Regions from separate parts of the Mus musculus genome. Here region 2 is linked to region 1. Evidence: chromatin loops called from intact Hi-C (ENCODE). Cell type or tissue: gastrocnemius. All regions are shown on one strand. Each heading gives the region's core, and the rest is flanking DNA. Links, peaks and the distances in the headings are about the cores only. Region 1 overlaps Slc26a8 (solute carrier family 26, member 8). Region 2 holds the start of Pnpla1 (patatin-like phospholipase domain containing 1).

Region 1 (16,043 bases), core at 4,317-12,316:
AACTCGATAGGGTAGCGGTTGAAGGTAATGCGGATGCACTTGTTGATTCTCAGAGCCACCACAGAGGTGATGAACAGCAGGATGCTGGTAGAGTTCGCTTTGGGGAGAGCTATGCAGTAGTTAATTATGTTCTGAAAGAAGAAAATATTGCAGAGGCTTCCTTAGGGATGTCACAGCTGCTGAAATCTAGAATAGGACATTCTTCTCAGATTAAAGAGTGAAGAAGAGCTTCAGGCCCAACTGCATCCCAGCTGGATTCCACTAGAACACTGAGTGCAGGTGTGGGGGCCATGCGTGAGGGGCATGTGGTTTTTATTCATATTAGGAATCAAACCTAGGGTTTCACTCATGTTAGGAAAGTGCTCTTCCACTGAACGACATCCCCAGCCCTTTTCTAGTTTTTTCTTTTGAAACAAGCTCTCATTAAGTTGCCCAGACTGTGTCTGTAGCTTCCATTCCCCTACCTGGGCGGCCTTGTCTGGTCTCAGTGAGGATGTGCCTAGCCCTGCAGTCTTGCTGTGCTACAGTGAGGGGGTACCTTGGGGGGTGGGGGGACTTCACCCTCTCAAAAGGGAAGGGATGGGGAGGCTATGTGAGGAGTGGCTGGGAGGAGGGAGGGGGCCGTGATCAGGATCATGAATGAGGGAAAAAGTTGCCTTGGCTGGCGCTGAGCTCATCTCAGAGCCCAAACAGGCTTTGAACCTGAGACCTTCCTGCCTCAGCCTCCCAGGTAGGTTAGATTACCAGTATGAGTCACCAAACTTGGCTTAATACGTTTTGTTTTTTAAATAAGGCAGTAATGTTGAATAAGGAGAGAATAGACCCTATATGTTTTATTGTAAGAGAAAGGACCCAAGAATCTGTTACGGGGGTTGGAGGTTGAAACAGTCTCCTATATAGTCCTGGCTGGCCTGGAACTCACTATATAGAACAGACTGGCCTCAAAATTCCCGATTCACCTGCCTTGCCCCTGAGGTAAGGGTCTGTCTTACTTACTGTCTACTCTTCCTTTCAGGCCACGCACGTCCTTTAGTGAACTTCTGTTGCATTTTTGCATTCAGGGGCTATTACACCCTCTGTATATTTAGGACACAAGCTTGCTATCTGGCATGTGATAGGGAGAATTATGAAATAGTAACTTTATAACAAAATTTAATTTAGTATGTGTGTGTATACACAACTTTTGGGAGTCCATTCCCTCCTAGCAGGCAGGCTACAGGGATGGGGCTTATCATAGCACACAAGCTGGTAGTCAACTTCACTAGCTGAGCCATGGCCCTGGCTCTGTTGCTAAATTTTTGTTTGTTTTGTTTTGTTTTGTTTTGTTTTTTTCAGACAGGATTTCTCTGTGTAGCCCTAGCTGTCCTGGAACTCACTGGCCTCAAACTCAGAGATCCACCTGCCTCTGCCTCCTGAGTGCTAGGATTTAAATTTGGCCCCATGACCAAATTTTAATGTAAGCCATCTAGTTTAAAAGGCTAAACTGAAGTGATCATTACATCTGAGCACAAGCTCCAACTGGCTTCTGCTGTTGACTAAGACCCTACATTTATAGGAGATGGAGTTCCTTCTAGGACCTCTTATCCTTCTGCATCAGGGAGAATTGTGTCCACTTGGGCCCACTTTTCTTTGAAGGCCAGAGGAGTGTGTAAACTCTGGGAGAGGCTTGAGGTTACTCACGTAGATGAAGGAGATGGGCCCAGCATGGAAACTGACCATAATCCCCAAGATGCATGTCATCTGGGCCAGTATGATGTGCAGGGCCACAGCTGCTAGATAAGCGCTGGTTGCAGCCTCTGGAAGATATGTGGCCATGAAGCCCATGCCCAACATACCCATTGACAGCTGTGGGGGGTTGGGAAGAAAAGAAAAAACAAAGAGGTGGGGCATTATGTTGGCTAGCTTTATGTCAGCTTGACACAGGCTCCAGTCACTTGAGAGACGGGAGCCTCAATTGAGAAAATGACTCCATAAGATCAGGTTGTAGGCAAGTCTGTGGGGCATTTTCTTAGTTAATGATTGATAGGGGAGGGCCCAGGTTACTGTGGATGGTGCCACCTTGGATGGTGGTGCTGAGTTCTATAGGAAAGCAGGCTGAGCAAGCCATGAGGAGCAAGCCAGTAAGCAGCACCCCTCCATGGCCTCTGCATCAGCTCCTGCCCCCAGGTTCCTGCTCTGCTTGAGTTCCTGCCTTTCACTGCTTTTAATGATGAATATGGGACTGTGAGTGAAACAAACCCTGCCCTCCCAAAGTTACAGCTGTCATGGTGTTTTATCATTTTATCATTGTTGGGGTCACCACTCTCAGTCAATCAGGGCTGTTTTTGTTTTGTTTTGTTTTGTTTTTTTCTGGGACAGGGTTTCTCTGTGTAGCCCTGGCTGTCCTGGAACTCACTTTGTAGACCAGGCTGGCCTCGAACTAAAAAATCTGCCTGCCTCTGCCTCCCAAGTGCTAGGATTAAAGGCGTGCGCCACCACCGCCCTGCTAAATTAGTTTGTCCTTTTTTTTTTTTTTTTGAGACATTGTTTCTCTGTATTGGGCTGGTTTTTTCTTTCTTTCTTTCTTTCTTTCTTTCTTTTTTTTTTTTTGCACAACTTTTATTTTTTTTAATATTTATTTACTTATTTATTATATGTAAATACACTGTAGCTGTCTTCAGACACTCCAGAAGAGGGCATCAGGGTTGTGAGCCACCATGTGGTTGCTGGGATTTGAACTCAGGACCTTTGGAAGAGCAGTCGGCGCTCTTAACTGCTGAGCCATCTCACCAGCTCCGGACTGGTTTTTTCAATGCATACCTCAAGACTGATCAATCAAGGATGTAGTTCAGACTCGGGAGCTGAACTGAAATGTCCAAGTAGAATCCTATAGAGCCTTTTCAGCCTGAAATCCATAAACATCTATGCCAAGTTAGATCTACCGATCAGGATTTAGGGCTGGGGACATCCTTAGGACCAGGACTTTGTTGTACATTTACCCTGCTCTCAGTGGTTGGAGTGTCCATGTCTTAACTTGCCAACCAGGATATAAATGTCAGCTTGGTAAGTAGGATGTCAACTCCAAGGGAGGTCTGGGATCTTAAACTTTACTTAGCCCCTACTCAAAATTGAAGTTTTACTCCAAATGGCTTATGTTGGTTCGGGTGTCTCTCTTGTCGGAGCCCACCCTGGGGCAGCCTATCATATACACAGGTGCAGAAAGTGCTACCTGGCAGGTGGTTCAGATTCAAGCTTATTGTAGCCAAAAGTACTGACTTTAATTGTGATTGGTTTCCAAGAACACCAAAGACCAGAACACAACAGAATATGCAATCACCAGGGCCTGAGACATTTTCCTAGTAACAGCACATGAAAAAAACTCCTTATAACATTAGTAACAGCACAAGATGCCTGACTAGTCAGGCAACAGTTACCTAGGCCTTAACAATCACAGCAGTAGTAACCCTAGGTCAGCAGTCGCACCAACTGGACTCTCCAGCCACCTTATAGCCTCTGTTCAAAAAAGATCCCCAAGCAGAAGGTCAGAGGCACCGACACCATCTTCCCAGGCTCTCTTCCCCAGGGAATCGGGCTCCTTGGGTGCTGAGTCAGAAGCTCCCAACATGCCCCACCCCACATCTTTCTTTCTCTTCTGAAACACCAGCAGCTATTAGGTGGCTTCACTCTCAGTCCTCTAGAGGGACACAGAGGAAACAGCCACAGAAGGCTGAAAGGGATACAGAAGGCTCGTTTTGAGTTGGAGCCCTTCTCATCACAGTGGAAAAGACAACATGGAGGAGCTAAGATGCAGAATATGGTGTGACGGTGCCCACCTGCAGCTCCAGCACGCAGGAGGACCAGGAGTTCAAGATCATCTCTGATTACATAGTGGGTTTAAGAGTAGCCCATTCCAAATGCTGACACCATTGCATACACTAACAAGATTTTGCTGAAAGGACCCAGATATAGCTCTCTCTTGTGAGACTATGCCGGGGCCTAGCAAACACAGAAGTGGATACTCACAGTCAGCTATTGGATGGGTCACACGGCCCCTAATGGAGGAGCTAGAGAAATTACCCAAGGAGCTATAGGGAACTGCAACCCTATAGGTGGAACAACATTATGAACTAACCAGTACCCCGGAGCTCTTAACTCTAGCTGCATATGTATCAAAAGATGGCCTAGTCGGCCATCACTGCAAAGAGAGGCCCATTGGACTTGCAAACTTTATATGCCCCAGTACAGGGGAATGCCAGGGCCAAAAAGGGGGAGTGGGTGGGTAGGGGATTGGGGGGGTGGGTATGCGGGACCTTTGGGATAGCATTGAAAATGTAAACGAGGAAAATACCAAATAATAATAATAATAAAAAAAAGAGTAGCCCAGGCCACGTGAGACCCATAACAACCACGTATGCAAACAAATGCCACACCAGTCTTCCTGGCCTCATGACTCCTGTGTACTAAGAGTGATACAAGAACCACCAGGTGGTGGTGGCACACGCCTTTAATCCCAGCACTAGGGAGGCAGAGGCAGGCTGATCTTTTTAGTTTGAGGCCAGCCTGGTCTACAAAGGTTACAGGACATCCAAGGCTATACAGAAAAACCTTGTTTCAAAAAACAAAACAAAGAGAAACCCTGTCTCATAAAACCAAAAGAAGGAGGAGGAGGAAGAGGAAGGGGAAGAAGAAGAGGAGGAGGTGAAGAAGAAAAAGATGAAGACAATGAAGATGATGAAGACAAAGAAGACAAAGAGGATGAAGATGAAGACTATGATGAAGATAATGAAGATAAAGAAGATGAAAAAGACTGTGAAGATGAAGACTAAGGTGAAGAAGATGAAGACAAAGATGACAAAGATGAAGATGTGAAGATGATGAAGACCAAGATAAAGACAAAGAAGACAAAGATGAAGAAAACAAAGAAGATGTTGAAGATAGAGAAAAAAGACAAGACAAAGAAGGAGGAGGAGGAGGGAAGGAAGGAATAAAAGAAAGAAAGATAGATTGATTCAATGTGGCAAGCAGAGGCAGGTGGATCTCTGTGAGTTCAAGGCCAGCTTGTTCTACGTATGGAGTTCCAAGACAGAGACCTTGTGATTCTGTGGAACTTTAAGTCTTTGGCATACCACTGACTCATCTTTCCAGTCCAAATCTCCCTTTCTGTTCTTAACATTTTTCAAAAGACACTTTTGTGTGTGTGTGTGTGTGTGTGTGTGTGTGTGTGTGTATGTGTATCTGTGTGTGTATGTGTCCAAGCATACACCGGGTTGAGGAAGCCAGAAGAAGGTATCAGAACCCAGGAACTGGAATCACAGCTGGCTGAGAGCTGCCTGCCATGGGTGCTGGGAACTGAACTCTTAGCCTCTGCGAGAACAGCAGCACTTTTACCTGCTGAGCACCTCCTGTACTTTCAGGGTTTTTTTGTTTTTGTTTTTTGTGTTTTTGTTTTTTTGAGACAGGGTTTCTCTGTATAGCCCTGGCTGTCCTGGAACTCACTTTGTAGACCAGGCTGGCCTTGAACTCAGAAATCCGCCTGCCTCTGCCTCCCGAGTGCTGGGATTAAAGGCGTGCACCACCACGCCCGGCTACAGGCTTTCAGTTTTGAAGGGTCTTTCTAGGTTTCTCAGTTTGCCTTTGAACTCACTCTGTAGGCTGCGTAGGCCTTGGGCTGTGTACCATGTATGTGCCTAGTGCCTGATGTGGGCAGAAGTGGGCTTCAGTTCTCCTGGAGCTAGAGATACACATGGCTGGGAGCCGCCATGTGGGTGCTGGCAATTGAACCTGGATCTTCTGCAAGAGCAGCCAGTGCTCTCAGCAGCTGAGCCACCTCTCCAGTCTCTGGACTGATTTTGTTGCTGTGTATTTAAGGTGTGGTTCTGTATGTGTGCAATGGATGCAGGTGGCTTGTAGCCATGGAGCATACAAGAGGACATGATCCCACGAAAATGGTGTCACGGGCTGGGCCTCAGTCACTCTCATTATTTCGCTGCCAAGGTGTTCTTGTGTACACAGAACCAGGCCCTCTGGTTACGGTTCATGGGCTGTCTGTGCTCATTCATAAGCCCCTCTTTTCCACTGGAATTTCCAAGAAGAAACCTGCTGTTGTTTGAGGTGCTTTCCCTTTGTAGGGAAAATGCTTTTCTTTCCTGCTTAAGAGATATTTTCTCCTCCTTGCCTTTCATTTTCCTAAGTTTATCATTTATCTCCATATGGGTTTTTACTGTTTTTCTACTTAGAGTTTTGTCAGCCTGTGAAATCTGCACATTTGTGTATATTAATGTGGGGGTTATATAGTTATCATTTTATAAAATACTTCAACTAGGTCCTCATCTATTCATATAAAGTCTCATTATGTGACCCAGGCTGGTCTCCAACTCTTGGGCTCAGGTTATCCTCCTGTCTTGGTCTCCCTAGTAGCTAGGACCAGAGACATGTGGCCCTCTGAGAGGGATGTTAAGGTGCCAGCCTATTTTGTACACAGAGATTACCTCCATGACGTGTACAGTGTAGTAGGCTCTTGCTGAGTATTCCACGTCAAGTTTTTCATTTAATCCTCTCAAGAGCACTATTTCCACCTTATACACTGAGAGCTGAGGCTCACTGACGTGTAATCATTTCCCTCTGCACTCAGCCCGTAGGGGTTAGCGCCATCCATGGGGGCAGCTTGTCCTTTGTGGACTTGCAGGAGAGCCTGCTGATGAAAGGTAGTCCCGGAGGGATCAGTGAGAATCAGTTGAGAGGACAGGGAAGTCAGCCTGAGAGAACGGCTTGGGTGTGATAGGGGAGCTTGAGGAGGTGAGCTCTCAAAGGATGCTAAGGACACCACTGAGAAAATGTGGAGATTTGTGAGCTGCTATATTCCTGTCCTCTCATTATTGTAGGATCTAACTCTACCCAGGCTCTCTGATGCTTATCAAGCCCAAACTCAGCTTGTGAGGCCACAAGTCTTTCACCTTCTTCTCCAAAGACCAGAAAAGGTGATTTTGTTTGATTGGTTTGTTTGTTTGTTTTTGTTTTTGTTTTCTGAGACAGGGTTTTTCTGTGTAGAGAGACTCTGTCTCAGAAGCTGTCCTGGAACTCACTCTGTAGACCAGGCTGGCCTCCAACTCAGAAATCCGCCTGCCTCTGCCTCCCAAGTGCTGGGATTAAAGGCGTTCACCACCTCTTGGCTTGAATAAATGATTTTTGGAAGGCAAAATTGAGGAATGGAAGAAGCGCTGATGAGGAAGCTCAGAGGTGAATTCTAAGTCAGTGCTCAGAGAGGAACCTATGCCAGTCCAGACCCATCAGCTGCAGGAGGGGCCTCTTCCGTCTGCTGCCAGTTCTTGGGGCAGGAGTGGGCAGATGGCTCCGCGCCTGTCTACACCCAGCAAAGCAGCAGCAGAGAGCAGAAAGCAGGCATGGCTGCCCCCATGGCACATCATTCTTGCGGGCTGTCTTCTAAATCTTCCACAGCCTTCCCAAACAGTGCCATCAGCTGGGGACCTGGCGTTCACTCACAGGAGTCAAAGCAATTCAGAGGCTCAGTTCCTACCTGTGGGAAGCCACATGTGCCGTTGCAGAGTGGCACTGACTACTGCTGGCCACCACGCATAAGAATGGACAAACAACCAATGTGTACATATGCAGTAAAGTTTTTTGCAAAGACACTGCCTGGCCCAGGCATGATAATGAGGTTCTGTAAGGTACTGAGAGTATAACCAATCAGATGTGAGACATGCAAATGAGGTATGATAATGAGGTTCTGTAAGGTACTGAGAGTATAACCAATCAGATGTGAGACATGCAAATGAGGTATGATAATGAGGTTCTGTAAGGTACTGAGAGAGAGTAGCCAATCAGATGAGGAACATGCAAATGAGGCTTAGTGCATAACCAATCCGGGTGTGAGACACGCCCCTCCTAGGCCTATAAAAGCAGCACCAGTTCTGGGCTCGAAGTCTTTTCGCCTCTACAATCAAGCTCTCCCAATAAACGTGTGCAGAAGGATCTTGTTGCAGCGTCGTTCTTCCTGGCCAGTTGAGCGCGCGCAAGACCTACCTGAATAATCCCAGTCAGGAAAGTTGTAGATGCCACCATACTTAAGGATCTGTTGTAGCTCAAGTAGAATGTGGGGACAGAGAAGTCATCTTTGACAAAAGTTCCCAAGATCAGGTGACCATTGTTGAAGGGTCTATCCTTCAGGACATTGATCATCAGAGCACTCACAAGGAAGAAGGGGCCTAGGAAGAAGTGCAGGAAACAGATTTCAAGTTTAGAGAACCAAAGCACTCTTATGCTCTATTATTATGAATACTATTACCATTACATTACTTGGGTATTACATTACCCAAGTCATCACTGAGAAGGAAGAGAAAGGAGGGACAAGAATGGGGTATCACAGAACTCAGAGCTGGTAGGTCAGGGGTCACACCCCTGTGGGCACAGAGGCTGACACTCATGCACAGATGGCCTGGAGATTACTGTCAGGCTTAGCCACTGTGCCTGCACTTAGACTCTAAGTTACAAGAGGGAGGCAGCCAGGTGTGGTCTACATGGCAAGTTCCAGGCCAGCCAGAGCTGCACAGTGAGACTCTGCTCCTCCCAAAAGAGGGAGGATGGTGAAAGTGCCACCAGAACATCGGAAGACGATAACACCGAATGCTTGCTCCAGCCTAGCCAAATGTATGGTGAGATGCGAGTGGCCTTGAGCAGTGTTTCGTTTTGTCCTCGTGTAACAGGCACACAGGAACAAAGGTGAGCCCTCCCCGTGAGGCTCCCTAGGAATTCGGGAATATGGGAGTAAAACTGTTTTCTTCACATTCAAATGCAAGTCAACACGTGGCATGTTTGAGCCAAGCACGTGAAGATGCCCTCACTGAAGCTGAGCAATACCCCAAGTCTAGAGGTTGGGGATGGTGGCCAGGCTGCAGCCAGTGCTGGAAAAGACATTGAAAAGAACACTTAGTGGTCACTTCAGAGAAGGGAGGAGTAGGGAGCGTCTCAAACAGCCATAAGTCTTCTGATACATGAGCTGTACCTATTCTAGTCACCTCTAAGTTCGTGTGTGGATGGACTCCTGAGTCAGGGAAGTGTCCGTCCTGTGGGTGAGTGTTTCTTTGTTTGTTTGTTTTTTTATTTCTTTTGAGACAGGGTTTCTCTGTGTAGCCCTGGCTGTCCTGGAACTCACTTTGTAGACCAGGCTGACCTCGAACTCAGAAATCCACCTGCCTCTGCCTCCCAAGTGCTAGGATTAAAAGCGTGCACTACCACGTTCTTAACTATTGAACCATTTCATCAGCCCCACAGTTTGAGTTTTAGAGATATTCAAAGAGGAGGATTATCGTGATCAGATTTGGACTTCTGAGCAGTGCTAGACTTGTAAAGACTATGGGGAGACTCTGAGAAAGAATGAATGTACTTTGCACTGTGGGACAGATGTCGGTTTTGGGGGCCAAGGGTTTATTTTAAATGCACTCTAAAAGCTCATGTGGTGAAGCCTTGGCATTCAATGGATGAAGTAGGGGCTTGAGAACATGCCCTTGAGTACATCTTGTCCTTTGCTGTGTCACTCGAGCTAGTGTGCATGCATACATGTGTACATGAGTGCATACATCTGCACGTACATGTGTGCATTCATGGATGTATGTATAAATGTCTGTTCATGTGCATCTTGTGTGTGTGCACATGTATGTTTGCGTGTGTGTGTATATACAAATGTGTCTATTTGTATGTATCTGTATATGTTTGTGTGTGTATGTACACATGTGTCTTGTGGGCGTAGCTCTGTGTGCATGTATACATGGATTGTGTATATGATGTGTATGAATGTGTACATGCACATTTGGATGTGTTTGAGTATGTGTCTGCATGTATGTGCATGTATATATGTGGTGGGTTTTTTTTGGGGGGGGGTTAGAGTTTAGAGACAGGGTTTCTCTGTGTAACTCTGGCTGTCCTGGAACTCACTCTGTAGACCAGGCTGGCCTAGAACTCAGAAATCCACCTGCCTCTGCCTCCCAAGTGCTGGGATTAAAGGCGTGCGCCACCACGCCCGGCTTATATGTGTGTTTTTTTTAAGATTTATTTATTATATGTAAGTACACTGTAGCTGTCCTCAGATACTCCAGAAGAGGGCATCAGATTTTGTTACGGATAGTTGTGAGCCACCATGTGGTTGCTGGGATTTGAACTCGGGACCTTCGGAAGAGCAGTTGGCACTCTTAACCACTGAGCCATCTCTCCAGCCCCTATATGTGGTTTTGTATGTGCATATATATACATGTTTGTCTGTGTGTAAGCATGTACTTGTGTGTTTGTGTGAGCTGCTTTGCTCCACCATGCACTTTAGATCTGTGCCTTGAGACAGGCACAGAAACAATGGATACAAGTGACATGGACTGAAACCTCAAATACTATGTGTGATAGTTTGTATATGCTTGGCCCAAGGAGTGGCCAAGGTGTGGCACTGTTGGAGTAGGTGTGGCACTGTGGGTGTGAGCTTTAAGACCCTCGTTCTAGCTGCCTGGAAGCCAGTCTTCCTAGCAACCTTCAGATGAAGATGTAGAATTCTCAGCTCCTCTTGTGCCATGCTTGCCTGGATGCTGCCAGGTTCCTGCCTGGACGATAATGAACTGAACCTGTGAACCTGTAAGCCAGCCCCAGTTAACTGTTGTCCTTATGAGAGTTGCCTTGGTCATGGTGTCTGTTCACATGGTGTCTGTTCGCAGTAACTCCCTAACTGAGACACCACGAGTCTATGTAAGCTTTCCTCATTTAGGCTGATGGTCTGGGCATTTCCTTACGATGACTGAAAGCTGCCTGGCACTGACTGCTAACAACAAGTGATAACAATGACTCATCTGGCTCCCATGGCTCCAGGGCTGAACTCACCGATGGACATTTGATGACATGATCCAAAAATGACATAAATGACTGAAGAGCAGAAGGCGGCGTAAGTGACGTTGAGGGGAGGAATCAGCTGCCTTGTCAGTAAACTAAGTATCAGGCCTGAAAAGCAAAATCACTTAGTTAAGCAAGGACCATTTGGCTTTAAAAGTTACCTTAAAGGAAAACTGCTAAGAGTGATCAGGTATATGTAGAGACTCCTGGCTTCCAAAGTGCTTTTGTGTTTTAGCTTTGGTTTAAGATGGAGACGCAGATAACCCCGGATGGCTTCAGACTCACTGTGTATCAGAGAGTGACTCTGACCCTTGACCTTCCCTCTCCACCTCCTGACTGCTGGGATTATAGGTGTTGGCCAGTGTGTTGGTTTATGAGTGCTGGAGACTGAGCTCGGGGCTTGTGAAGGCTCCAGACACTTTACCAACCAAGACACAAACCTAGCTCTACACCATAGCTCTCTGACAGACTCACAGACAGGGAAAGGACACAATGCAGCTGTGGGGTCTCTAGCTCCAGATCTTCAAATCGTGCTTATTGCTCTGCAGTCTAAAAGGCCTGAGGACAGACAGACGGGCAAGCAGTGCAGAACATTTGCTGTTCTTTCAGAGGACATAGGTTGGTTCCTAGCACCAATGTTTGGTGGCAGACATCCGCCTTTGACTCCAGTTCCAGGGAATTGAATGTCTCTGGCCTGTAAGGGCACCTGCACTATCATGTACCTTCCCACATATACATACACAGACACACACAGACACACACGCGTACATAAATGAAAGTAATAAAAATAAAATAGGTGACCTTGGGATCTTCTAGGGCCAAAAGCAGAGAAGGGCAGAATCATTTAACTTCAGGTTGCCAGATGCAGTTTGTCTTCTATATGCTAACTACCCCATCTCTTTTTTTTTTTTTTTTTTTTTTTCCCGAGACAGGGTTTCTCTGTGTAGCCCTGGCTGTCCTGGAGCTCACTTTGTAGACCAGGCTGGCCTCGAACTCAGAAATCCGCCTGCCTCTGCCTCCCGAGTGCCGGGATTAAAAGCGTGTGCCACCACACCCGGCAATTTTTTTTTAATATTTATTTATATTATGCATGTGAGTATACTGTCACTCTCTTCAGACACATTGGAAGAGGGCATCAGGTCCCATGACAGATGGTTGCGAGCCCACCATGTGGTTCTGGGAATTGAACTCAGGTCCTCTGGAAGAGCAGTCAATGCTCTTAACTGCCAAGCCATCTCCTCAATCTCTTTTCTAAGTTAGTATTCCTTTATGAGGCCTTAAAACCTACTTCACCATGCTCAACCATTTACCTCTAAGCCCAGCACTGGGGAGGCACAGGCAGATGGATCTCTGTGAGTTCAAAGCCAGCCTGTTCTATATAGTGAGTTCCAGGTCTCTATGTAGAGAGACTTTGTTTAAGAGAAAAACAAACAAACAAACAAACAAACAAACAAACAAACAGAAAACCTACCAAAATACTTACTTATTATTATGGGGTATGTGTCCATGTGTATCTGCATGTGTGTGTGCCATAACATGTATGTGTGTGTAGGTCAGAGGACACCTTCATGGAGCTGGGTCTCTCCTTGAATCTCTCCATGGGTTGTGGGTTGAGCTCAGGTCAGGCAGCAGGCACTCTCCTGTCTTACTGACTGAGCTATATCCCCAGCTCCTCCCCCCTTTTTTAAATCAAGGTTCTATTGATTACAAAAAGTAGAAACTATGCTTAAATTACTTTGTGCAAAATAGTAAACTTATTATGAAGGCTCGAGGGATACTCAACCTCATCAGAAACTAGAATTAAACTAAAAAGGCATCCATCCCGGTCTGTAGTGGCCATTTCCTTCATTCTTGTCTCCAGGATTTCACAAGGCTCAGCCTCTGATTCCAGGAGAAGACGAAGCTATGGATAGATATTCTCACATGTCTCCTGGTCCACAGACATGCAAATTCCTCAAGATTACATATCCTTCATGAAAACTCCAGGGGTGTGCTCACTAGATCCTGGCAAACTGCCTGCCAGATAGATGTTCCCTAGAGACTAGGGCTGAGGTAAGCGTAGTGACTGGGCACTTCCCCAGTGTGCACAGGGCCTGAGTTCAACCTCCTGCATGACTATGTGAGAACGCTAGGCTAGTTGGAACCCAGGAGTAATGAAGCCCAGTGTCTTCACATGGACATATTTCATCTTTGGTTGACTCTCTAGCCTGTTTCCCTGTAGACAGGGAAACATTAGAGCAGCAGTGCTGCCGGGGAGTACTGGTTGTGGTAAAAAGGAGGCCTGTTAGCACATCCATCTTCGGAAAGCCAGAGGCACACCCTGGCTGTGGGGTTCTCTGAGCACAGGGACTCCCACACTTGATTGGTCATTAGTGGAGAAAGAACACTTCAGGGACATTTAAGAGAGGTGCTGACTCCAGAAGCCCAGTGTCCAGTGACAGAGGAATAGGCAAAGGAAGTATGGGTACCTACAGTGGAGGCTTTTCAGCCATCAGGAGTCAAGCTGTGTCATCTGCAGGAAAATGGAGGTCATCAGAGGAAGTGAATTATTACTGTCTCAGAAACACAAATGTGGGCTGTCTACTCTCATGTGTGGTTCCTCGATCTTACATAGGCACATGAAATCATGTATGTACATATGACATGCAAGCACAAGGAGGGCAAGGGGCAAAATGGAGGAGATGTGGGGTCATGGCCAATGAATGGTATGCACTTACATCAAATGTCAGTGTAACACAGTGCCACATACAATCACCACACACAATGAAAGGTTGCAAGAGAGAAAGCTGAACTTTCTTTAAAAAGATATAGCTAGTACACAGTATGGAACCCTTAATAACTTCAGTCTCTCTCTCTCTCTCTCTCTCTCTCTCTCGCTCACACTGTCTCTCTCTCTCCTCTCTCTCTCTCCTCTCTCTCTCTCTCTCCTCTCTCTGTCTCTCTCTGTGTGTGTGTGTTTAAAGAAAGGTGGGGCTGGAGTGAGATTTCCAGGACACAAATCATGATGGAAGGTGAGAGCAGACTCCCTTAGTCATCCTCTAACCTCTTTACAAACAGAATGAGTGAATGAATGAATGAATGAATGAATAAATAAACATTAAGAAAGAAAATTAGGCCAGGCGTGGTGGCGCAAGCCTTTAATCCCAGCACTCGGGAGGCAGAGGCAGGCGGATTTCTGAGTTTGAGGCCAGCCTGGTCTACGGCAGACAGGCAGCTCCTTTGTTGTCCTTCTGTTCACCCAGCACTACTGTTTGCCCCTGAGAGCAGCTGAGGCCCAGTAGGTCAGCTCTGGGCTAAGGCAGCTTGAGATTTGCTCTTACCTTGGGGAACTTGAACAAGACCAACACTTAAACCAGCAAGTAAGTCTCCAAGAAGCCAGTCCTTGAATCGATACAAACATATCCACTCCAGGAAGGGGAAGACTGTGAGCATGCATCTCAGGAACTTGTGCCAGGAGCAGCTGGGAGAAGGAAGAACAGAGACTCAGCAAGGCTCTCCACAGAGACCCCCGACCCCCGGCTAAGGAAAGGTGCAGGGTGTAACCCGCACTCCCTTACAACACATTTCCCATTAGCACAAAGGACGTTTTGACATGTTGGATCAAAATATCCTTTGCTGGAAGACTGATGGTCTTACAAATTGAATTTCAGGATGTTTAGCATCCTGGCTTCTTTCTACCCAATAGAAGATGGTAGCCTGTCTACCCCTGGCCTGGAGAACAAGATACCTCTACATGTTAAGAAATATTCCTGGAGGACAAAACCACCAGCAAGAACCAGCAAGGTATAGCTGGAAAGAACTGAGACGCAATGTCCAGTGTCCAGTTAGTTCTGTGTTTTTGCTGGCAGTTTGGAGAGAGTCAAACCAACTAACCTCTGGTAGAGAATGAACTAGTATCACTGAGTCTTTAATAAGAACAGTGTTTTGGAGATGGGGGAGATGGGTCAGTGGTTAGGGACACTTGTTGCTCTTCCAAGGATAAGTTCATAACACCCACATGGTAGCTTACAACCATCTGTATGTAACTCTAGTCCCAGGGAATCCAATTCTTCTCCTAAAGATTTATTTATTTATTTTATGTATGTGATTACACTGTTGCTGTCTTCAGACACACAAGAAGAGGGCATCAGATCTCCATTACAGATGGTTGTGAGCCACCATGTGGTCATGGGATTTGAGCTCATGACCTCTGAAAGAGCATTCAGTGTTCTTAACCACTGAGCCATCTCTCCAGCCCCAATGCCTTAGTTTTTATATTTATTTATTTATTTATTTATTTATTTGTTTGTTTGCACGTGGGGATATATAGAGGTCAGAGGACAACTTTTAGGAGTCAGTCAGTTCTCTCCTTCTACCATGTGAGTCACTGGGGTTGAACTCCAGGAATTTAAGTACAGTGCTTGTGCGGCATGTGCAGCAAGCGCGGCAAACACTCTACTTGGTAGCTTGTGTCTCCTCTAGGAGCCATCCTGTCCTGCTTCAGGTAACACCTGCATATCATTCTCACATACGCTAATCTAACCAAACACTAACCAGCTGTCTGAATTTGCCTAGGACAGCTAGACTGTTACAGAAACAGAGTTTTGTACTTGAAGAGTTAGCCATATAAAGAAAAGACCGCAGATTTTAAAGGCTATATTATCTGTGGGTCTGTCCTAGGAGCAGTTCTGTTTCCCAGAAGGCAGCTGGGTTGTGTCTGGAGGTGCTTTGGTTCTTATGACTAGCACCCAGTGGTAGAGTCTGCAAGTGACAGACCATTTCTCTATCAGAAGGAAATTTGGGAGTGGGGGACTGGGAATGTGGCTCAGTTGGTAAAGCACACATGAAGCCCCTGGTTAAGTCTCCAGCACCACATATACCAGGCATGCCGTGTATGTGGTGCATGCCTATAATCGCAAACCTCAGGAGGTGGAGGCAGGAGGAGCTCTTCAATATCATCTCTGGATATACAGTGTCTGAAAGAAAGGAAGGGTGGAGGGAGGGAGGGAGGGAGGGAGGGAGGAAGGAAGGAAGGAAGGAAGGAAGGAAGGAAGGAAGGAAGCACCGAAAAGTATGACAATACACTTTGACTCCAGCTCCACAGTCAGAGGCTGGCAATCTCTGAGTTCAAAGCCAGACTGGTTCACAAAGGGTCACAAAGTAAGGATCAAGCAACAAACAAACCCCAGCATGCTGGTGGGAAA
Region 2 (16,043 bases), core at 8,044-16,043, 190 kb after region 1:
GACATCACTGACTTTCCAAAGAAACCAGAACTTTCTACTTCACCTCAGCCTCCTGGCTCTTCCTGGCTTGTATTGGTAGATGGTACTAAGCCAGACTGCCTATTGCTATTGTGTTAAAATATTAGTAGTCTCTACAGTACTAATATATCCACCTCCAGCAACTAGGCTGTGGGGTACCTTTTTCACGGACACCGGCTGTATTCTTTACTTTCCTGTTGCTGTGAGAAAATGCTCTGACAGAAGTAACTTGAAGGAGAAATGTTTTATTTTGTCTCACAGTCCTGGAGGGACAAAGTCCATCCTGATAAGAGGGCATGGCAGCAGGAACAGGAAGCTGAACTTACCATATCCACAGTCAGGAGGCCGAGAGCAGAGACCAGGAAACAATGCTGGTCTATAAAGCTTTCCTCCAGCGAGACTCCACCTCCTAAAGATCCTGTTGCATCAACTGACTATATGACCACTCTATGGTACAATTATTGGGAAGGTTTTATTGTAAATACAAGAGAATGGCCAGAGGCGCCTGGAAGGGTCTATTGCAGAGACAGCAGTAGGCTGAGCATGGCAAGTGTACTGGACCTGGCCATGAGAAACAGCAGCAAAGCAGAGAGAGGAACAGAGAGAGAGTGCACAGCGGGCAGGGAGTATAATTGAGTAGGGTAATAAAGAGAACTGGCAGCTGTAGGGAGGGAAGCCAGTGAGCTGGAGGATAGGAGGGGCCAGGACTCCGGAAAGTGTAGCAGGTCCTTGTAATGCCGAGGGAGTATGGAGGTCAGTGTGTGCTTTGGGATGCTAACAGACACCACAGATAGCCTTTGTCCCTTCTGCCTTTTAGAATTTGAGGACCAAAGGTTTCCTAGCATGTCTCATGAGTCAGTGGGGGACAATTCACCTTCTGACTAAAACATGGGCCATAGACCAGATTCTTTTCCATGTGCAAATATCTAGAAATGAGTAGTCAACAAATGGCCATATAACTCTTTTGCTAGTTTGGAAAGTTCCTGTCTCTGCTTTGGGGCAGAACTGCCAGCATCAGAGAGAGAGGTCACCCCTAGGTAGACACATCACCTCTGAGGATAAGTTTGGAAGGAAGGTGGTTAGAGAAGCGAACTTATCGCTAAGCTTTGAATAGGATTTTTTTTTTTAGATTTATTTACTTTATATGTAAGTGTACTGGCTAATTTTGTGTCAACTTGACACCGCTGGAGTTATCACAGAGAAAGGAACATCAGTTGAGGAAATGCCTCCATGAGATCCAACTGTAAGGCATGTTCTCAATTAGTGATCAAGGGGGAAAGGCCCCTTGTGGGTGGGACCATCTCTGGGCTGGTAGTCTTGGTTCTATAAGAGAGCAGGCTGAGCAAGCCAGAGGAAGCAAGCCAGTAAAGAACATCCCTCCATGGCCTCTGCATCAGCTCCTGCTTCCTGACCTGCTTGAGTTCCTGTCCTGACTTCCTTGGTGATAAACAGCAATGTGGAAGTGTAAGCCAACCCTTTCCTCCCCATCTTGCTTCTTGGCCATGATGTTTGTGTAGGAATAGAAACCCTGACTAAGACAGTAAGATCTTACTATGGATGGTTGTGATTTGAACTCAGGACCTTTGGAAGAGCAGTCGGGGCTTTTAACCACTGAGCAATCTCTCCAGCCCCCTCCAGGATTGTTTTAGACACAGCTTTACAAACAGTAGCTCAGATATAGCTGCACCTAGTCTCCATGAATTTTATTAGTGGCTCCAGCCACGAACACCCCACCCAGGCCACTCTGTGGCCTTCCCTTCCTGTCCCTCTCTGCTTCACAGGGAGTGCACTTTGGTGAACTTCTCCTGCAAGGAATCATGTGCCATGCGCTCTTCCATGTCTAGCTTCTCTTTCAGCTGTTTTTGATTCTGTCCTGTGGCTCATATAGCCCTTTGCTTTGTCAGGGCTGAATGGAGTTTCATTATATAAACACTGTACGTTTGTCCATTCTGCCGAGGGTGTGTGTGTGTGAGTGTGCGTGAGCATGGATGTGTGAGTGTGTGTGAGTGTGTGAGCATGTGTGTGTATGTGTGTGAGCATGTGTGAGTGTGTGTGAGTGAGAGTGCGTGTGTGAGCATGTGTGTGAGCATGTGTGAGTGTGTGTGTGTGTGTGTGTGTTGCACTTAGAGTTTGGGCATTGGAAATAGCTACTAGGAATGCTTTTGCTTTTATATCTCTCTCTCTTATATGTTTATTTTTATTTTTATTTCTAAGCATAGTCTCATTGTACGGCCAGTGGCTGCCTGAGATCTGCTGTCTCTGCCTCAGAGTCACGGTCTGACAGTCATAGACTAGAGTGTGTACTGCCACAGCTGTCATTACACATGTCATTTGCCTGCCACTAATACCTATTTCCCTTTGGTGTGGTTACAGGAGTGACCTGCTCCATCATGGGGCAGATGCAGTTTAGTAGATTCTGCCATCGCTGATGTGTGTGTATGTGTTTTTGTGAAAGAGAGTGTGTATGGTGTATGTGTGTGAGTGGTGTGTAGTGTGTGTGTATGTGTGTGAGAGCGTGCATGTGTGGTGTCTGGGTATGTGTGGTGTGTGTATGTGAGAGAGTGTGCCTGTATGGTATGTGTATGTGTGTGAGTGAGAGAGTGTGTGTATGTAAGAAAGTGTGTCTATGTGGAATATGTGTGTGTATGGTATATGAGATTGTGTGCAGGGTGTGTGTGTATGTGTGTGAGAGTGCATGTGTGGTGTGTGAGAGAGTGTGTGTGTGTGGGATGGTATATAAGAGTGTATTGTGTGGGGTGTGTGTATGTATATGGGTATATGTGTATGTATGCGAGAGGGTATGTGTGTGGTGTGATGTGTGTGAAAGAGAGTGCATGTGTGGTATCAGTGTGTGAGGTGTGTGCGCATGTGTGGTATGTGTGGTATGTGTATGTGTGTGTGTTTGGTGTGTGTATGTGTGAGAGACAGTGTATGTGGTATGGGTGTGGGTTCATGTGTGGTGTGTGCAAATGTGTGTGTGTATATATGTGTGTGAGAGAGTGTAAGGTGTGTGAGTGAGTGCGTGGGGGTGTTTTTGCAGGCATGTGAGTGCACTACAGGATTGAGGAGGTCAGAGGCCTTGTGAAGTCAGTTCATTCCTTCTACCCTTCCCTGGGTTCCAGGGACGCTTCCATAGCAAGTACTTTTACCCACAGAATCATCACCAGACCACACTTTATGCTTTTACGTCCCAAGGCCAGTAACTCTGGTCAGAGCAGGTCTCTTTTGCTGTCTGTCTGTCTGTCTGTCTGTCTGTCAATCGCAGTGCTGGGGTCAAACCTAGGAACTTGCAGAAGCCAGGCAAGTGCCCTGCCCTAATGCCCCTTTCAGTTGAACAGAGCAGATTCTCATGAGGCAACGGCGCAAGGTTTCTTCCAACCACCCCCCCCACCCCCACCCCACCCCCGCTCCTCCGCCATCCGAGATTAAAAATGGACAAGAGCCCACTAGGCGTTGGCCGACCTTGGTCCGTGTACACACATCTCAGGCAACACGGAGTGGAAGGTGCAGAAGACTCTGAAGTGACTTCAAAGGAACCACTCAGCTCTGGGGCGGGCTGGGGGGTGAGGGTGGGGGTGCTATCAGAGATAAGGGTCAGGGAGGCAGACTCTGACTGGGAGCTTGGTGTGGAAGCCAAGCTCTGGAAACAAGATTACACACCCCTGCTGGGACTGAGGCAGAGGTGTGGTCCAAGGAGTGGGGAGCACGGGGCTGTCCTGGGATGGCCACACTTGGGACCCTGCCTGTGCTCCTTGTTCGAAGGGCACAGTAAAGAAACCACCTGAATGGCCACTCCCTGATTAAGGAGTTTCTGTTGGAGATAAGAGAATTGTTCGAAGCATCTGGGGGAGTCTGTCATAGCTTCCTCTCAGGGGACAGAGAGAGGAGCAGAGTGAACAGGTGGAGAGAGGAGGAGACTGGCAATTGCTCAGCTGTGGGAGCAAAGACAGCAAAAATGGTGGGAGAGTCCTGCCAGTTGTAAGGCGTTACCAGTGGCGGGCGGAGAGCTGGTTAGCTGGAACATTGGAAGGCTCAGAGCTGTTGCAGGCCTGTGAAGAGAGAGCTAGGTGCCCTCTCTGGAGACTGGGGGTGTGGTAGGAGTGGATAAAGTCATGGCCTTTCCTTATAAACAGAACCCCACTTTACAAGGGCTTTACAAGACTGTGTGTGTGTGTGTGTGTGTGTGTGTCTCTATGTGTTGTAAGATTTGTGGTAGCTCAAAATGACCACGGTTGTATAAAGTTAAATAAATGTGTTCTTTTCCCAGAATTTGCCTCACTGCAAGGTGTGCCAAGTCTTCCGATTGTATAGAAAAGCCCACACAATGTCTCCGGTCCTTAAGTCTGCCCCCTTAATGCAGTTAAAGGTTAACCAGTGATAAACTGCCAGCCCTAAACTGTGACTGAGAACTGCTCTAAAAAATGTATAAAAGGTGTGTGCTTTAGCTACTCGGGGTCGCTTCCATCCTGCTTTCAGGACAACCTCAGCATGCTGGATAAATAAACCTCTTGCTTTTTGCATCGATCTCCGTCTCTGTGTCTCTGTGAGCGGGACACCTGGATGTAAGGCTTTTCTGGTCTTACATTTGGTGCATTGGCCGGGAAGGTCCTTCGAGCAGGACCAGTGGCTGGAGACCGGAAGACTGCTCGAGCAGGTACCGAGGCTGTGTTTTCTGTGTTTGTCTTGTCTGTGCCTCTCTACTTTCTCTGACTCTAATCAGCCGCTGCTCAGCTTGGTTTTGGTGAAGGAGTTGTCTGTCAGGAGTTGCCAGAAGCAGCTGGTAGACGTGCCACAAAGCCGCGGCAACCAGAGTCCTGGAGGACGCTCCAGACTCTCAGTGGGAAATCAGATCCAAGAAGGTTCGACTTCACCTGGGGTTAGTGGCAAAGAGACCACTACCAAGTTATTCAGTGTATCTTCTCTGGCGCTCGTGGCAGGAGCATGTTGGTATTTTATTTCCTGTTTCTCTTTTTGTATGTGGACTAGGACTGACATTATTTTTGGACAGAATTGGACATGGACCTTCCACCCCTCTGAGCTTTACTCTAGAACACTGGAGGGAGGTTAAGACTGGAGCTCACAATCTTTCAGTAGATGTGAAGAAAAATAAGTGGATTACTTTTTGCCCCTCAGAGTAGCCTGGCCAGGGGCTGGAGAGATGGTTCAGTGGTTAAGAACATTGACTGCACGCCTTTAATCCCAGCACTTGGGAGGCAGAGGCAGGCAGATATCTGAGTTCGAGGCCAGCCTGGTCTACAGAGTGAGTTCCAGGACAGCCAGGGCTATACAGAGAAACCCTATCTTGAAAAATCAAAACCAAACAACCAACCAAAAACAAACAGAGTGGCCTGGCCCACCTTCCAGATTGGATGGCCTCCTGAGGGTTCGTTCTCACTGCCTCTTATATTGGCCGTCAAGAGGTGCATTCTTGGTGCTGGCTTGAAGAGCCACACTGACCAGGTCCCATATATCATCGTGTGATATATCACCTCCCACATCCTGAGATTGCAGGCACACATCACCAGGTCCAGCTACAGCTTGCTTCTATTGCACCTACAGTAATGGACTTTGGTTAGTGTAGTGGGTGTCTGGCTGTGGTATACGACGTTCATTCCTACGGCCCAGTCTATGGAGACATGATTGCTTCCTTACTGTAGATTGAGGGCATCTAGTGTGTTCAATGATTTGTTTCTAGGAATGCTACTATGAAGATTGGTAATTGTTTCCCTAGGGTATCTGTGCAGTCTGGGTAAGGATTTCCCAGGGTGCAGGCAGAGGCCTGGGGAATGCATTGTTTGCTCAAAGTGCTTGTAACCATTCCCCTACCTGCCAGGAGGTTCCCTTGGGTCTATGTTTGTGTTTTCCGGACTCATCCAGATATGATGTTGACTTGGCCAGGTACTTCCTCCCCACCCTGGCTAGAGAAGGATCTGCCCCAAGGTGGTTTGCACTCACCAGTTGTTCAGTGATGGGTGCCATGTTGGCACCAGTATAATGTCAGCTCTGCCGCAAGCAGCCATGGGGGCAATCAGCAAACACCACTGCTGTTCAAAGGGGTGCACAGGTACCTCTGAGATGTTAAAATAGAGACAGAAGCTGGTGTGTCTCCTCTCTAGCCCCGTGCTGCCTCTTCCCTCTGGCGTCCTGAGGCATGGTTCCTTCCTTCTTGAAACCTATACCCCGATGCTTATTCTTCTAAGGTTTTGGCATGGACCAGATCAATTTTTTTTTCTCTCCGTTTGTTTTTCTGAGACTGGTTCTCGCTGCCTGGAAGGTTCCCTCGTCCACGCCCCTTTTGTACTTGGATTGAGCCTCAGAGAGGGTAAGCACCTTGTCTGAGTCACATAGCCAGGGAATGGCGTGGCAGAGCTGGGGTCTTTAAGTCTGATTCCAGAGCCCTGCACAATGCTGCACCCCCCACCCCTACCCCTGCCCCCACCCCCAGTTTTTATTGTGTGTCTCTTTTTTTCCCCCACCTTAATACATTTTCTATGACATCTGAAAAAGGGGGCCACAAACACTCCAGCCAGCATCCTGACTCCTCTATCAGGTTCCTCCCAGATCACTTCCTCCTCCACCCTTCGGCCATCCATCCAGGTCCAGTCTCGGAATGCTTCTTTTGAGGGAGGGCATGTGTCAGTGCTCAGCACACAGTAGGGCAGCATGAAGCCGGGGTGAGCCCTTTCCTATAACTTCATCTCCCGCAGGAGGCCCAGGATCTGGCTTGGTTGGCCGTGTGAGGGTAACATGCCCATGAGCCCGCTCTCCCTCCTCAGCACCCCAGAAAACTCAGCACAGTGAGTGACGCAGGCCCCCAATCCCAGCCAGGAGGTGGAGGCCGGAGGATCAAAGTCTGAGGCTAGCCTGGTACAGATGAAAAACAAAACCGAGCAAAGCACTTCAGTGTGGTGCCTTAAAAACCTTGCCCAGGGAAGAGGAGCGCTCACTCTTACTGCCAAGGTGAGCAGCAGAGGACTTGAGGTGCCCTGGTCCTCCCAGTGGCAGTCTGAAGGCAGCTAGGCAAGGGAGCGTAATTCCACATATTAGGGGTGGAAGATGAGAACCCGGAGCCTGGTGTTGGGGTATCTGAGCTCATGCTTCTCAGAAGCAGAGCAGGCAGGTGCTGTCCCTGTCCCTGATCTGTGTGGGGCTGGAAAGCAGCAAGGCAGAGCCACCACCTCCTGTGACTCCTACGGCCTTCAGTGACTCATCGACTGGCTTGGGCCCTACTGGCAAGACACTTCTAGCTGACAGCAGAAGGCCCTAATTCTTTTTTGTTTGTTTGTTTGTTTGTTTGTTTTCCAGATAGGGTTTCTCTGTGTAGCCCTGGCTGTCCTGGAACTCACTTTGTGGACCAGGCTGGCCTCGAACTCAGAAATCTGCCTGCCTCTGCCTCCCGAGTGCTGGGATTAAAGGTGAGTGCCACCACCGCCCGGCTCCTAATTCTTTTTTTTTTTTTTTAAAGATTTATTTATTTATTTATTTATTTATTTATTTATTATAGGTAAGTACAACACCGCCCGGCTCCTAATTCTTTTTTTTTTTAAGATTTATTTATTTATTTATTTATTTATTTATTATAGGTAAGTACACTCTAGCTGTCTTCAGACACCCCAGAAGAGGGCATCAGATATCACTATGGATGGTTGTGAGCCACCATGTGGTTGCTGGGATTTGAACTCAGGACCTTTGGAAGAGCAGTCAGTGCTCTTATACGCTGAGCCGTCTCTCCAGCCCCCGGCTCCTAATTCTTAAAAAGCCAGCCGTCCTCTGCCAGCTGACTGCCCTGTGTGCAGCTTTGAGACCCATGGAAAAAGAAAGTTTGTCCCCGGACATTTAAGCCTTGTAACTCTCAAGCCTACTGCCCATGACAATGGCTCCACTCTCCCCCCTTCCGGTCTTATATTTTTATTTTTTTGTTTTGCATGTGTGCACCTGGTGCTCAGGGAAGCCAGAAGAGGGCATCAGACCCCTTGGATCTGGAGTGACAGATGGTTGTGGGCCACCATGTGGGTGCTAGGAACCAAACCCAAATTCTCTGCAAGAGCTTTTAAATCCCACACCATCTCTCCAGTGCCCAGACCCCCATGTACTCTGCTTATAATATCAGACTCCTCCCAGATGTAAACTTGAACTGTGTAGTATTGAAGATGTCTTCATCTGAGCCATCTTAGAGGGATGGGGGTTTTGCCTGACAATCATGGCATAAAGTAGAAAAAGAAAAGAAAAAAACCTGTTCCACACGTGTGGTGTTGCGTACTGAACCTAGGACCCTGCATCCAAGAGGCAGGTGCATTTGTTTTAAGACCAAAAATCGGGGGGCCGGAGAGATGGCTCAGTGGTTAAGAGCATAGACTATTCTTTCAGAGGACCTGGGCTCGGTTCCCAGCATTTGTGTGGTGGCTCACAGCCACCTGTAACTCCAGTCCCAAAGCCTTCCTCCCATTCCCGCAGCCAGCACATTTGTGTACACTCAGGTGAGATACCCATACTCATGAAACAAAAATTTAAAAACCTACAATCAAATTAGTTTTAAATTTTTAAAAACACTTTTCTTTTAAAGACAGAGTTTCATTATATAGCCGCGATTGGCCTGGAACTTGATCATATTCAAACTGGCTCCAAACTCACAGAGAGCTTGTTGCCTCTGTCTCCCGAGTGCTGGATTAAAGCTGGACTCCAGGACACCCAGCTTCCAACTGTTTGCTTTTTGAAAGCCATGGAGATGGTCCAGCAGGTAAACGTGATTGCTGTGAAGTCCGGGTTCATGAGTTCAATCCCTGGAGTCCACATGGTGGAAGAATCAGACCAACCAGCTCCTTCAAGTTGCTCTCTGACCTTTGCATGCAAACTAGCATGTGTAGCCTTGTCCTACACTGAATGAATGAATGAATGAATGAATGAATGAATGAATAAAGATAAAATGTAACACATTTAAGAAATTATTTCATTTCTGAAGCCGGGCGTGGTGGCGCACGCCTTTAATCCCAGCACTGGGGAGGCAGAGGCAGGCGGATTTCTGAGTTTGAGGCCAGCCTGGTCTACAGAGTGAGTTCCAGGACAGTCAGGGCTACACAGAGAAACCCTGTCTCGAAAAACCAAAAAAAAAAAAAAAAAAGAAAGAAAGAAATTATTTCATTTCTGATCAGAAACCTATTCAATTGGTTGGGTATTGAGGGACTCAGTCCCCTTCCCTGGAAGCTGCCCAAGTCTGTGTGCTATTCAGAGGCTTCCTCTTCTATGACTACATGCTTTGCCCTCCTCCTAACCCAGACAGCAGCATATATCACACACACACACACACACACACACACACACACACACACGCACCTCCTATAGTTTGCTTTTTCTCTTAAAATATAGTAAAGCTAGATTCAGGTCCCATCCCCACCATGCTGATGGCTTTTGTTCTGTATACCCTTGCGTGCGCCTCAGTTTCCCTGTAGACTCCCTTCCATCCACCTACTCAGTGTTTCAGTTTTGTGGGGCGGGCGAGTATAACACAGTCTGAGGACAGGTCGGGTCCTGAGCTGTCAGGTCAGCTGTTGCCAGGGTTTCACCGCTTCACAGAACACCACTGTGAGCCTCTACTCACGGAGCAAATATTTGTGAGTTGGGATCTGCGGTGCCCAGGTACCTTCCCTGAGGGGCTTAGAGACAAGCAGGGGAAGCCAGCGCCATCCCAGGGGCCCCTGAGTGCAATATGTGCCAGGTGCAGAGTGAAAGAGAAGAGGGTTAGGAATTTGTTTGTGGATTGTTTGTTTGTTTGTTTGTTTTGCTTTTGTCTCTAAGACAAAGTATGTAGGCAACCCAGGCTGGTCATCTGGGACTCAGTCTCCCTGGTGCTCAGATCACGAGCATTTACCACCACACCCTGTCTAATTCACTTTTTCACAAGTCGACTCCATATTCCAGTACCAAGCACAATAAATTAAGAATAGCTCTCCACCCTGTAAGCCCTGTGCTGTCCACCTTCTAGGTGGGCCTGAGTGCATCTGGAATTACCTGGGAGTCGTACCTCTGGACCTGTCTGCCTGTGAGGGTGTTAGCTGGGAAGGTCCAGCTGGATTGTGGGTGGCACAACCCCATGGCCTGGGGTCCCCAACTGAGTGGAAAGGAGCTGATTGACAGCATTTATCTTCCTGCCTCCTGACTGCGGTGTGACCAGCCATCCCCAGTCCTGCCCATTGCCTTTTCCACTGTAATGGGCCGTACCCTCAAAACACCTCCCTAAGTCATTTTTCTCATGTTGTTGAGAGGCCTCCATCTTAGAAGAAAAATAGCCTGAGATCTTGACCTGCAGTTGAACGCCAGCTGCACCCAAGTACCAGGAAGGACCCCCAGGCTTGTCCTTGGCCCATACCCCAGAGTAACTCCCTAGCTACTTCCTATCAACAGTCAATCAAAGATTAGTCCGATTGTTTCAGGTGTACTTTCAGACTGTCTGTGACTGTATATGGTCTTGCTTCAGAGCCCCCACCTGTCGGCTTACAACATTCAATTAGATGCTTGTCTGGACAGACACTCCCTCATCTGCCTCCATTTCCTATAAAACCGTGTCCCATTGAGAGTTCAGGGCTACCTCACCAAACTGCTTGTAAGAAAGAGACCCTAATGTGATTTCATCAGAAACGGCTCCTTGGTAGTTTTTCGGGGTTCATGAACACTTCCTGGCACAACATTGTCAAAGCAGCCGGGGAAGTCTCAGAAACTCACACTTCCCGTGGACCATGACAATGTTCTATGAGGTGTTACTTTTTTCTCCTTTGTAGCAATTAAATTATTCTAAAACTTGTGAGTTTGGGTCAGTGAGATGGCTTTGTGGGTAAAGGCACTTGTTGCCAAACCCAAGGTCCCGAGTTCAAATGCTAGGTCCCACGTGGTGGAAAGAGACCTTTTCTAGTTTGCATTTCTGTTGGTCTGATAACACCATGACCAAAAGCTGCTCCGGGAGGAAAGAGTTAATCTGGCTGCTGTTACAATGTATCACAGAAGCAGCCTTGGCAGGAACTGGGAGGCAGGATTTGGGGGCTCTACCCCCCTCCCCTCAGCTTCCTTTCTTACACAACCCAGCCCCACCTTCCTCAGGACCACATGGTACAGTGGGTTGGGCCTTCCTACATCAATTAACAATCAAGAAGATGTGGTGGCGCACGCCTTTAATCCCAGCACTCGGGAGGCAGAGGCAGGCGGATTTCTGAATTCAAGGCCAGCCTGGTCTACAAAGTGAGTTCCAGGACAGCCAGGGCTACACAGAGAAACCCTGTCTCGAGAAAGAAGATGTCCACAGACATGCCCACAGGCCAGTATAAGGGAGGCAATTCAGTTTTTGTTTTTTGTTTTAGGAGACAGGGCTATGTAGCCCTGGCTGTCCTGGAACTTGCTCTGTAGACCTCAAGCTACCAGAGATCCACCTGCCTCTGCCTCTCAGGGGCTGGGATTAAAGGCGTGCGCCAGATGGGGGCAGTTCTTAACTGAGGTTTTCACTTACCACAGAAGTCAAGGTGACAGCTGAAAACTGTAGCAAGAGTCCACTTCAGAAAGTTATCCCTTGATCTCCACATGGGCACCCAGCTTGAACACAAACACAGACACTATTTATTATTTGTTTGTTTCTTATTTATTTTGAGACAAGACCAGGTTATATAGCATTGCCTGGCCTCAAACTCCTAGAGATCGTCCTGTTTCTGCCTCCCAAGTGCTGATATTAAAGGCATTACACACCATGCCAAGCTTTAAAAAAGTACAAATATAGTATTTTCACTTCATTCTTATTTTATGAGCATGGCTGTTGTGCCTGCGTGTGTACCATATGTATGTAGTGCCCCTAGTGGCCAGAAGAGGGCACCAGATCCTCTAAAACTAGAGTTCTGAATGGTTTTAAGTACCCTCACTGGTGCTGGAATTTGAACCTAGGTCCTTTGCAATAGAAGCAACTGCTGAGCTGTCTTTCTACCTCCTAAATCTTAAGATGGACGGATGGACAAACAGACAGATAGATAAAATCTTCATCCAGTTTCCTCACCAGTGTCCCAGTTTCTGGGTCTGCCACAGGCACCCTGTCTCTCCCTAGCCACAGGCAGAAAACCAGGCATTATCCGTGAATCACCTTGCTCACCCAGCCAGTCCCACATCCAAGGCTCTGTGGCAATAGCTTTGCTGACTCACCCTCCAGCCATTCATCTTCCTGGATCACCGACCCTAATCTGTCCTCCCTTCCACGACTCTCCAGCTGGAGTGTCCTCCAAAGGTCCCCCGCCCCGCGCAGTGGAGGTCACATGTGTCCCTTCTGACCTACTTACTCTTCTCTTCCACAGACTCTAGGATCCATCTTTTACAGAAACCTTGGCCTCTATTGCCTTCTGATAGTGACAGGCCTGTCACCTGCCAGGCATAGCCTTTATCTGTCACCTCTGTAACTCCTGTCAAGCTTGAGAACTACTGCTGCCTGTTTTGCAAATGAGGAAAATCCAGGTGTACTGTGCGGGTCCCACTGCGTGTAAACAGCAGTACAGAGCCAGGGAGTCAACCTGTCTGTCTGACCCCAAGAGCCCCTCCCATGCCCCTGAGTTCATCATGCCTCCCTCCAAAGGAAGCCCAGAGCTGTCCCCTGCCCTGCACACTGCTCCCCCATCTCTAGTCTCCAGTCCCCAGCTTCTGATGTCATAGCTCAACCTGCCCTCTCTCCCTCCCTCTTTGTTCCTCCTGAGGCAATCTAGCCTTGCACAATGTAGCAGTTAATTACAGGGCGCCTTGGCTGCATCTCTGGTTACTTCACAGTTGCTTGTCAGAGTCCCAGGAAACCTGTCAGTATCTGGTCTGTGGTCTGGGGGAGTTGAGGCGGCATTTCTCCTTGTTCTCATTGCCAAAAGCCATTGGCTTCTTCCTGTTACATGTCCCCGACACACACACACACACACACACACACACACACACACACACACACACACACACAACCTGCCTTCCAAATCTGACAATTACATGTCTGAAGCTCTGTGTAAGATGGAACCCTGGAAGGCTCCCTCCTTAGTGGGTGCTGGACTCTGTATTGCCAGTTTGGATCAATGAAATCATCAGTTGACAGGAACTCCAGGAAAGACATCATTGTCCCCACCTATAGAGTGGCTGGGGCCAACTGGGACTAGGAGAGAGACAACTTGTCTCAGTTCTAATTCTGGTCCTGCTACCATGGGGTGATGGTGACAGTGACAGTGATGGCTGTGAGGGTGGAGGAGGAAAGAGAGGAGGGAAGAGAAAAAGGAGGAGGGAGAATATGGAAGAGGAGGGAGAGGACAGGGAGAGACGGAGGATAAAGGAAAGGTGGAGTGGGGAGAAGGCAGGGGAGGAGGGGGAGGGGAACGAGGAGGAGAAGGAGGAGGAGAAGGAGGAGGGAGAAAAGTCAGAGGAAGAGTGGGAGGAGGGAGAGGAGGGGAAAGAGGAGGAGTGGGAAGAGGGGAGGATGCAGAGGAGGAGGAGGGAGAGCAGAGAAGAGGAAGAAGTAGGGGAGAGGGAGGAGGACGGGAAGGAGGGGACTAGGAAAGCTTTTTGCTGCCTTAGTGATCCGCAGTGACCTTTTTGGGTGAGAAAATCCCTCCTCTCAGAAATCATGCTGAGTAGCCCTAGAGCTAACCCTGGTCCCCAAGCCCCTGTCCCTTACCAAAACATCTCTCTGCCCTGACCCTGATGAGGAGACCCAGACACCCCACATGAGACCTCATGACCCCCGACCCCTGACCCCCATCCACAAGCTATCTATTCATGTGGCCATCTTGGAATGACCAAGCTCGCTGTCCTCTTCCCTCCTGCACACCCAAGAGACAGCACTCCAGCTGAAGACATGATGCTCTCTCCCTGAGGACCGGTGTTCAGTTCCCAGCACCTATATCAGGCAGCTCACAACTGCCTGTGATTCCGGCTGCAGGGCATCGGATACCCTCTTCAGGCCTCTGGAGCTGGCACAGGACTGAGAGGCAAGAGAGAAGACCTGCACGGACCAGGCCAGGGACAGGGAGATGACAGAATAAGAAGAGGTAGGAAGGAGGCTGGCGACTTCTGGCTGGTTACTGATGGACGCTGCGAAGAGGGACTCTCATTGGAGGAGTTGCCGCCATCAGATCGGCCGCCATCAGATCGGCAAGTCTATAGGGTATTTTCTTGATTAATGATTGATGGAAGAAGGCTCAGCCCACTGTGGGCGGTGCCATTCCTAGGCAGGTGGTCTGAGTCTGTGTAAGAAAGCAGGTTGGGGGCTGGAGAGAAGGCTCAGCGGTTAAGAGTAGTGACTGCTCTTCCAAAGGTCCTGAGTTCAAATCCCAGCAACCGCATGGTGGCTCACAACCATCCTCGTAACAAATCTGACGCCCTCTTCTGGAGTGTCTGAAGATGCAGTGTACTAAATAAATCTTTACAAGAAAGAAAGAAAGAAAGAAAGGAAGGAAGGAAGGAAGGAAGGAAGGAAGGAGACAGCGTGTAGCGATGGGGGAGCAAACCTGCATTGGTTCCTCTCGCCCTGCCTTGACTTTCATGATGAACCTTAAACTGTGAGCTGAAATAACCCTTTTCTCCCCAAGTTGCTTTTGGTCACGGTGTTTTATCACAGCAATGGAAAGCAAACCAGGGCAAACACCCAGAGCCATACTTCTCTGTTACAGTTTTTGCCCAGAGCCAATCCTAAGGTAAGAATAAATAGAGAGGTGTTTTGTGTAAGAACTTTCCAGAGTCTGAATGGGGTGGGGGAGGGGCATGGGGTGGTATGAGTTGCTCCTCCCCATTGAAAGCCAAAGCCATCCTGCAGCCCACAATGGAAGTGAGGGGAACACAGGCTGGGGAGGGGGCGTGGCGGATAGGGGGCGTGGCGTGTAACTCTGCGTCCTGTCAGTGAAGAGCAGCCTGTCAGTGAGGGAGGCACAGGGCGAGGCAGAGATTTTGCAACTGGATGCTGAGAGGCACCGCCTCTGTGGACACCGTCCAGAGCAGGGTGCAGGGAATGCCCCGCTCCTAGGTGCGCTCCGGATGGGTGGAGAGCGCTGAAGAGCCTGTACCTGACAGAAGTCTAGCAAGGGCATGAAGTGAGCAAGGGGTCTGCAGGACCACGCCCCTGCCCATGACTCTAAGGACTGTCTACATTTCATCCAGTACCTGGGGATCCCTATCAGCCCTTCCGGGGTACCTCTCAGCAGAGCTAAACAGGCCCAGGCAGTGGCTGGATGAACCACCCGTGGATGCCTGACTGGGCTGGTAGAGTTGCCACATTCCCTGCTCTTGGCTGGGGGAGAAGGAGATACTGAGCCAAGGCAGACAGGTGTGGGTTCTTCCTCCGCTGGGAGGCCATAGACCCCGAACATGGACGAACAGGTGTTCAAAGGAGACCCAGATACCCCTCATTCCATCTCCTTCTCCGGGAGCGGGTTCCTTTCCTACTACCAGGCTGGGGCCGTGGATGCTCTGCGAGATCTGGCCCCGAGGATGCTGGACACAGCCCATCGCTTTGCAGGGACGTCAGCGGGAGCGGTGATTGCGGCCTTGGTCGTCTGCGGGATTGAGATGGGTAAGACTTTTATTCTGGTGTCTTTGAAGGGGGCTGCTGGAGGGGGCTTCTCAGAACAGACCCTGGACAAGCTTGGAAGTGCACGGGGAGAGAGGCGGGAAAGCCTGGCAGCCAGGGTAGTCCCCCTTCACACACACACACACACACACACACACACACACACACACACACACGTCCTCCGTCCTCCTCCTCCTCCATGGGCGAGGCTTCTTTTAAATTGTAAACACTGCCTCAACTTCCCAGTGAGGAGGAGGGGTTCCCAACATGCAAACCCTGAGTTGAGGAGAAGCTGGTGACAGATGTGGGACACAGTGTGGGAGCTTCAGCTGTGCCCCGGTGGGCCAGAGGCCACAGTGCTGACCCAGGGCTATGAGCAACAGCCTTCTTGGCCCGGCCAACCCCCACCTGCTCGATGCCAGGCTGTAATGTAGAGCCCCTGTGAAGTTCTAGAATGTTCTAGAGAGAAAAGACAGCAAAA

The links. Hi-C counts contacts between places; a loop is a spot of excess contacts. Peaks named below come from ENCODE experiments on the same cell type or tissue, not always from the same donor. Only the 100,000 strongest peaks of a DNase experiment are listed, where the experiment ranks them.
Region 2: it touches region 1 in a loop (2.0-fold over the local background); 2 of 42 quality-filtered maps call a loop at or near these places.

What each region holds. Positions count from the first base shown.
Region 1 is chr17:28,661,884-28,677,926 of GRCm38, forward strand. Slc26a8 (solute carrier family 26, member 8) reads right to left here. Exons shown (of 20, transcript NM_001290320.1): 3 at 14,181-14,320; 4 at 10,852-10,968; 5 at 8,020-8,201; 6 at 1,681-1,845; 7 at 1-131. Among named protein-coding and RNA genes, the nearest start is that of Slc26a8, 20 kb to the right of the region's middle. In gastrocnemius, for the core only: no CTCF peak of the experiment used is centred there; a DNase peak (open chromatin) is centred at 7,342.
Region 2 is chr17:28,843,507-28,859,549 of GRCm38, forward strand. Pnpla1 (patatin-like phospholipase domain containing 1) reads left to right here and starts at 14,905. Exons shown (of 10, transcript NM_001034885.3): 1 at 14,905-15,565. The coding sequence starts at 15,361. In gastrocnemius, for the core only: a CTCF peak has its summit at 11,857 (motif pointing right); no DNase peak of the experiment used is centred there.